Linked DNA regions of Homo sapiens: region 1 is linked to region 2. A link is a contact called in ENCODE Hi-C or POLR2A ChIA-PET data. All regions are on one chromosome and are shown on one strand. Each heading gives the region's core, a stretch centred on a gene start or an enhancer-like site at or near the end of the contact. The rest is flanking DNA. Distances are from core to core; before and after follow the strand shown. Region 1 has its middle 72 kb from the start of LINC01571. Region 2 holds the start of LINC01571 (long intergenic non-protein coding RNA 1571).

The links. Hi-C counts contacts between places; a loop is a spot of excess contacts on that map. ChIA-PET counts read pairs that join two places held with the same protein, here RNA polymerase II (POLR2A). Pooled maps may share reads with other maps.
Region 1: a loop to region 2 is called in a map with no recorded cell type, with 6 times the contacts of the local background. The contact joins the enhancer-like site here to the promoter of LINC01571 in region 2. A Hi-C loop is called at or near these places in 1 of 37 single-sample maps with no recorded cell type and 1 of 50 pooled maps. POLR2A ChIA-PET finds 5 or more read pairs at or near these places in 2 of 52 experiments (BJ and activated T-cell).

The regions. Positions count from the first base shown.
Region 1 is chr16:51,831,946-51,836,374 of GRCh38, forward strand. No RefSeq gene overlaps it. Among named protein-coding and RNA genes, the nearest start is that of LINC01571, 72 kb to the left of the region's middle. Within about 2 kb of position 2,318, at least 2 of the 41 ENCODE cell types and tissues checked have a DNase peak (open chromatin) inside an H3K27ac peak, as active enhancers do.
Region 2 is chr16:51,760,480-51,764,491 of GRCh38, forward strand. It overlaps LINC01571 (long intergenic non-protein coding RNA 1571), which reads left to right and starts at 2,040. Exons shown (of 3, transcript NR_110916.1): 1 at 2,040-2,096. It overlaps LOC105371257 (a long non-coding RNA gene), which reads right to left. Exons shown (of 4, transcript XR_001752182.1): 3 at 1,451-1,937.

The sequences.
Region 1 (4,429 bases), core at 1,068-3,567, 72 kb after region 2:
GGGCCATCACTATGCAAAGGATCCCAGCAAGAATCAACTGGTGAAACCTGTCCTGAGAGCTTAGCAAGAAAGTGGTAGAACTGAACCTCAAACCAGCAGCTCTCCTAACCAGAGTCTGGACTTCCCCCGAATCCCCAAACTCAGTTGGGTGTGTGCTCAGCCCCTCATTTCCTTCAGTGACTTTAAGCCAGAGCATGCTTTGTGGTTTAATTTCCTCTCTGAAAAGCAGGTACTATAACAAAATAGCAAGCACTACGGCTGGGCTCCAGAGTAGCACACACTCGCCAGCCCATCCGTGGAAGGCTAGCCACAGACATGGGGAGATTATTAACACAATAAACCATAATTCTGCAAATTTGTACTCAGGGACCTTTTTATTGCCCGGTTGGGGACTATTTAATCTATGGCTTGACTTCTTGGTTACTGGATTACTTGGTTACTAAGTAACCAGGTAATTGACACATGAACCACAAGGATTGACAAAAGATGCTGTATCCAATATTATGTTTTATGAACTTAGTAAAAACTCTAGTTACATATTTAGAGTTTTCAATAAAGTTTATGACATTTTAATATGCACATTCCATATTATAACCAATTTCCTAACAGGTTTCGGTTTCCTCATAATACTGGCTCCGAGAAACCTTTTAGCATTTTTGCCTTTATTGATAATTTTTTTAAAACTCACTGACACCACATAAATGATTCTAAAATTAAAATACCTGAAAATTTTTCCATTGAGCACCAGAACATTCTAGGTCTTGTTCTCCTATTAAATTTTTATCTATGATATGGTGAAAACGTGTTAAAATTTGGCATTTAAAGATCTATATTTGAATTCCCGTTTCATCATTTGCTGTGTGACCTGGCTATACCATGTAATCTCTGAGCCTCAATTTCCTCTTTCACAAGCAATAATCATTCTTCAATTTGCAGGGATATGCCATGAATTATATGAGATGAAATGTGAAGCAATATTGTAACCTATAAAATGCCATATGAATATTTTATTATTAATCATAATGTTATAGAGTGTTCTACTGTTCTTATGAATGCATTCTTACATTTCTGTCTTTGATTCCATATGTACCATACTGGTACATATTGGAACCATATTCCAATAACAGCCTTATACCTACTTTAATGTAAATGTCAATCACTTAAAATATAATTTTGTTCAGATACCTGCTCCTGAGCTCTGATTTGAAGTCCAATAGGAGGGGAAGTGCTGATCTTAATGGTTTGATGTTTTTTTGGCTTCGCTATATGCAGACCGAGTCTCTCTTCACAGCTTCCTATCACTTTGCATAACATCCTCAAGCCAGTCAGGAAGGGAGGTAAGACTTCATGCTCTAAGGGTTGGAGCAGAGGTGGCAGGCAGGCACTCTAAGGTTACTTCTTTGCCATTTCCAGGACAAAGCACTTTTGAGAGACACTGTTTAGAGCTCCCACTTCTTCAGAGCCATAGTTACTTCCTTGATACTTCATTTGTTTTAAGGAGGCACAACGATGTCTTTCATCAGGGATTAAAAAAAAAAAGCCCCGGGGTATTAAAGGCATAAATTTACCCCAAGCTCATATTTGCATCTACAAATTGGATACAATGTATAGATTTCAGTGGGTAAGTACCCAGTGTCATACATTTCCCTCCCTGGAAGGAGGTAAAGGCTTACTAATGTGAACCTTTGGTATCTACAGCAAATAGCAGCATGTTCATAGGTGAGGGCCTATTTGCAGACACCAGACACAATGTCCTCCAGCTCTCTCAGGCAGGCAAGTGGCAAGGAGCCTATTGGAGGGCCTCCATGGGAAAAGACCCCTCTCTATATTATAATTCTCCCATGCATTATAAAGAACAAATGAGAGCTGACATTTGTATGGTACATATCTCTTTAAAAGGTAATGTACATTCATTTCATTTTATTCTCTTCTGATAATCCCCAAAGACAGATATTAGGATCCACATGAGAAAATAGAGGTTAGAGAGGTCAAGTGGCTGGCTTAAGTTCACATAGCCAGGTAGAGTAGAACCAGGGCATGATGAGGTTATTAAGCCATCTTTCTTTCCACTCTACCATTACACACTTCTTAATTATGCCAATTGCCTGTCCTGTTAATTTCAGTTTAGTATCACAGCCCTCCCAGGTTGAAGCTTCCCCATAACCATGTCCTCAGTGTTCTTATCGATACGAAGCTCTACGTAACAAGCATTTTAGATACTTTTTTCCTTTTCCAAATCTAACTGAAAATATCTTGCTAAACCCTGGCTGCTGCTTAATTTGTGATGAACCCCAGCCGTTCTTCTTCTGCCTCCTTTCTTAGACGACAAAGAAGCTTCACAAAATAAGGCATATTTTCCAAATGAAGTAATTCCACTACTGTGATGACGCCTCCCCTAAGCAACTCCACTGCAGAGTTAAATCCTATCGGCATTTCACGTTCCCTTGCTATTTTAGAAGTTTATATAATGCCAGAGTAAACCGTAATCTCTGGGAAAACTTAGCAGAGAGAATGGGGTTTTAGGTTAGACGAGAAAAGCAGAGACAGATTCTTTGAGAAGCATATCAGTTCTAATAGGAACGACATCGTTTGTCCCACATGAAGTCAGAGCGGTCTGACTTAGCTACTTTCAAATCTTAAAAACTGATTTTAAAAATTACTGGATGAACATCATGTAGAAAGAATGCTTTTTAACAGAGCTTTTATGTCAGTGCATCTCATTTACTTCCTGAATTTGCAGCTCAGCTTCTACGCATTATTAATACCATTAGAAGAATGTCGCATATTAGGAGCATGAAAGGCAAAGGGAAGAGAATGAGGCGCCCTGGTTCATCTTGGCATTTTGTGAAGAATAAATGCCACTTCTGAGCAATGCCCAGCCTCCCCCAGAGAAGAATTTAGACCCTGATTCTTTATTTAAACAGGTTCCTGGGGGATGGAAAAGAAGTGAGATACCCAGAAAAAGCCCTCTGAAATGCAGAGCCCCAGGTAAACCCAAGTGAGGGTTTCTAGTACAATGACATCACCCAGCTCTCAAGGGCCACTCCAGGCCCAGGAGTGTTCATGCCCCTCAGGCAGCCTCAGTGACAGATAAGCTAAATAGTAGGTAACACATGCAAGAGTTTCTACAACTTACGGAACGTTTTATATTGCCGTTACAAGGCAGGGCCTGTCCAACAGAAAGGAGGGCCAAGTTTCCTTTCTGATTTTTGAGGCTCTAATTGTATGGAAAAATGTATAAATTCTAAAACAGATTTTATAATTACAATATATTTTTACTGTTTATATTTAACAAATGAGAGCTTTTAACAGGCCTATATGCACACACACCACAAATGTAATCATTTTTTATTATGTATTAAGAAAATAATGACAGATTATCAAAAATAACCATTTATAAGCCTTTACAGATAGTATGGCACAGTCATGAGGCACAAGTGTACTGTCATAAGATGACTGGCTTTTTCCTTCCAGTGTGTTAGCATTTGATATCTCTGTGCCTGTGGGTGTACATTTGAGGATCTTCTTGAATGTGAACCATGGGTGGAGCAAGCGGTGCTCTCGTCCCTACTGTGATAAGCCAGTTCCCAGAAGGCCTCCCTTCCATGGCACCGGGAGAGACTTCTTGCTCTGCTAAACTTCACAGATACTGTTTCAGGAAAATTCTTGTGGTTTAATAGTTCTAACATGCAGCTTCATGGTTAGGTAGAGAGAAATATATTTTCTCAAGCAGCAGTCTGATAGGAATGCCTTAAACACTCCTTGATGGAGTGATAGCCATGACGCAGCAGAAGACCCAATGTCTAATGTTGTGTTGTTTTCAGAAAGATTCCAATATTTAAAGCCTTCATACAGCATTTTATGTGATTTGGTTGTACAGTTGTAAATTGGTAAATCACAGTGATGCCCCCACCCTTCACCTTCTGAGAAAATCACCCTTTGGATTTCAATTTCCTATTGCTGATTGAGGTATCAAATTATCCAGGTAGAGACCAGAGATAATTTTCCCTCTCAAAGATAAACACAACTTGGTGAAATGGCCTACTTAGTGGCTGAGATCAGTTCTCTTTAAAAAGCTAAGAATCTTGAAGTTCCCTATAGAATTCAGACCATTGGTTGTTTTATTGGTTATGATAGTTTGGCTGTGAGTCAAAAAAAGATCTTTTCTCGAACCACCTTAAACAAAAAGAATATTTCTTATCTTGTGTAACAGAAAGTCAAGAGGCAAGTGAGCTACAGTCATAACACTGACTGTCTTTGTTCCGGACTATGTTTTTAAGAACATCTGTCTCCCTCTGGACTGTAGGGCAGGCATGCTAACTGCCCAGTATTAAAAGATGTAGGTTCCCTAGATATAAGTTCAGAATTCTTGGTATATACGCAGGTATCACCTGTTCTGCTTCACATCACCCTGTGGGAATTGGGCTCA
Region 2 (4,012 bases), core at 790-3,289:
TGGCTCTGTTTGAAAGACAGCTCTAAATTTTGATCCAAAATCAACTTCTGGATATTACAGAAAGAATTTGCAGTGTTTGTAATATTTGGTGAGCCTTAAAAGTTGCTATTTTTCACACAACTAAAGTTTCATTTCACTACGTTAACTATATTCACGGTATAAACAGCATATGTTGATATGATAAATGACATTTGGTTAGAAAATGTCTTTGAACTTTAGCTTAAAAAATGAAAACAGGTAAAAAGAAAAAACAGAATCAAATGTTAAAAACCATATGTTAGTAAATGAATATTCTCTTTCAGATTATTTAATGACCTTAAATATAATTACTGCTCCAAATGAGAAAGTTTCAAAGCCTGAGAATATTGCTTACTTTGAAAAAATGTATTTTAGTATTAGATATATGTATTCATCATCTAAGAAAAAGAAATCCACATAGCGATATTTACAAAATAAAGCAGTAACATAGGTGAGGAAAGTTAAATATTATCTCTATGTACATTAAGAGAAACAGGAATTGAGTCGCTTGCTGAAAACTTCTAAAAAGTCCATGACAAGACTTCAGATCTTGTTCTTTTGTGTAAAAGATGCTCGGGCCATTCTGCCAGTTTTAAAAGATTAATGAACATTTAAGAAAAAGAAGCCCAAAGTTACCGTGTACACACACAACAGAACAGCTGTGTACTCACTCTTTAGGGCTGTGACTCACAGTTCAATCTGAGCAAGAAATGCTTGGAAATTCTAAAACGCGACATTCACCTCCATGTGGAAGGAAAGGCCTCAATGTTCCCCTCCATCCCTGCTTAATCAATCAGTTGTGAATCAATTCTGCAGTGACTAATCGCCCCCAAACCCCCTTGCTCCACCATCTCTCCCTAGTATGCGGTGCTAGAGATGTTTACGCTGATACGAGGAGATGACAATTAGTCATATTTATCCGTGCTGGGTCCATTTAATCCCCAGTGTTTTTACTCATGTCAAATCCATTATCCCAAACAAAGCTTCATACATCTTGTCGGAGATGCTCACAGACTTGCCTTGTTTACTTTGAGAAGACAGATTTTATGGCAACATTAAATACATACTGAACCCTAACTAATGGAGCCACTTGGCATGGTGAAGCAATTGCACTGGCAATTCCTATCACCCTTAACCCATTGTTGTTTAACTGGGTTCTGAAAACCCAGGGACTTCTGGCTGTGCCTTGGGTGTTCCGAGCATATCCTAAATTTTCTCCACGATTCTACATTTATGATCATTGCACCTCAGTGTTTCCAGCAATCACATAATGCAACCCCCTTCCCCCCAGTAGCCAGAGACACTTTTTCCCGAATGCCTTGAATCTCCTCCTGGCCGCTCTCATGAGTAATTTTTGAGCCTAATAAAGGAACACCTCCCTCCCCGTTTGTTTATTTAGAAAGACAAAATGTTAGGTGCTCTGTTTACTTACATTTCTCAGCACTTCTTTGTCTTCCAAACCATTTTAGCTCTTAATATGGAAGTTTTATAAGTTATTTTATCAGAAAATGCAGACCTTTGCTAGTTGACATGAACACTTAGGATGAGGCTGAGTGCTTGGAAACCCCTGACTTCACCAGGAAAAAAAAAAAAAAAAAAGTAATATGTGGCATATGTTAACATCTAGGCCTGAAAACACAGCCAGTAAGAGTGGCGCACACTAAAGGAAATCACTACTTAATTCCACAAACATTTGTTTCAGTCCAGGAATGGCACTAGAAACTTTGAGCCGTCTGTCTCCTTCCCTGAGCCGGTCGGGCACACGAGGGTCCATAACGTGCGGCGCAGCGCCATCTGCTGGCAGGCCACTCCTGGCCGCCCCAACAGCCGGCAGCCGCGGATGGCTCTGAAATCCACACGGCTTGGTGCCTCCACCTTCGTCCCCCGGGGCTTCTCGCTGCTGGGGAGTCCTGACTGTACTAAAAAAAGAAAGAGAGAAGGAGATTGTGCCGGAGAGAAAAAACAGTGCTGGAGAAACCGTTTCCAAAGATCTATTTAACATGTAAACGGAGGAAGATTAATATCTCTGGAACAGTCCCCAAACGTCTTGCCAAGGGCACAGGTTTTCAGCTTTAAAGGTGAAGTTGAGTTTATTTGCATCTAAAGCAAACAGTTGTTTCTCCTCCTTTCTTTCTCTCTGTTAAACATCGTATCCTAACCATATCCTCTTTACACTCCGGCTCTGCGTGCTTCTTTATGGAGGGGAGGTCGAGTTAATGGCAGCTGTCTGGGTGTCCAGGTTAATTCATTTCCTGGCGGCGTGGCGGTGGTGGTGAGGGGGATTCTGAAGTGCTTTTGGAGACACTGGGGCTCTGTTTGCCCATCCATTCCAGGAATCAGTGGAGGGACAGCCCCTCTCAAGGGCAGAATCTGAGGATTGTGGAAATGCAATCAACACACTTATGCGTGCGCCCACACTGCTTTGAATGGGATCCCAGACTCCAGGGAACTCATCTCTGATAAATTGCAAAAGACCCAAACTAAATGGACCAAAGAAGCAGTCATTATGCTTAAGGGAGGGACCTCACTGTAACACAGAATAAAGTGTTACCTGCAATTATTTTTTAAGGTTGTGGGGGAAATCTCGGTATCCCAATTCTAACTACCCGGCCTTTTGCTAACTGACTGCAACACTGACTTCCAGCATCTCACATCCTCTTCCTCTCTCTATCTTGCTCTATCTTCCCACTCTTACCCAGTCCCATAACAAACAGGTTGGGGTGGATGCCCTCTATGTCCACATTACTTAGGGAGAAAGGGGAGGCTGGATCCATTCCTGGTTTCCACCTAAGGATGATTTGTTTAGGCCCCTGTTGTGAGGATTCTGTGATCCTTGGTGCCTGGTGGCTCACAACAGGGATTAATTGCAATTGTCTTTGTGTATGGAAGGGACTAGGCTTTTTCTTAGGGCGCTCAGCACAGCACTGCCTGCCACTGAGACGGTTCAGGGCACAGAGCTCTCTAGGCCCACAAAGAGGTCTGGCTCTCAGGACAGCCATGGGAGGGGCCTATGTCATCAGGAAAGGGCGTTGTTTTCTCCAGGGCTGCCTCTCAGCCTAAAGAGACTTTTACTCTAATGCCATGAGCTGTCCTTTTGCAGACTAGCAACCGGCTGGTGAGTGCTTTCAGGGGATTGCTTCTCTCTCTCTCTCTCTCCTTCATACACTTTTAGAAACAAATACAGTCAGAATCATTAATTATAGAATTGGAGGCCTAGGGTTGCCAGATAAATTACAGAATACCCAGTTACATTTGAATTTCAGAAAAAGAATGAATAGTGGTTTGATTTTAGTGTAAGTATGTCCCAGATATTACGTGGGGCATACTTACACTAAAAGATATTCTTTGTTTATCTGACATTCAGATTTAAGTGGATGCCTGTGTGTTGTTTTTGTTTTTTTTTTTTCCTCCCTTCCTTCTCCCTTCCTTCTTTCCTTTCTTCCTTACTTTTTTTTTTCCTTCTCAACCTGGCAACCTATTAGAGACCCTCTAGTAAAAATCTTTAGCCAGGAAACCAAAATTGGCAGAGGCAAAGTAATTTGCCCAGTTACACAGCTGGTTCGAGGCACAGCTAGGGTCAGAAATCAGGTCTAGAAATTTAGTTTTGATTCTCTCGATTAACCACACTGTCTTTGCTTCCCCAGGATAGCCAACTGGGAGCTAACGTACCACATAAGCTCACGTCATAAAACCAGTTCTTCATATAATCATTTCAGAATGATTCACGCGTGCTTCAAAGAACCATAAAGTAAAATACCATTCATCTGGAAATGCCACTAGTTTATAATTTGTGAGGTTTCCTGGCAAAGTGAATCTTTACCTAGAGACCCTTTTCTGGCTGAGGAGTCCCACAGCTTCCTTTTCTATCACCATTGTTCATGATTGTTTTAAGGACTTTGTTCTACCAAGTGATTTCACACTCTTAAGCACACAGTTAGATACAAGCAAAGAGTGTGCCAATTAGCCTCCTCTTCCTATTAAAGCAAAAGTTCTA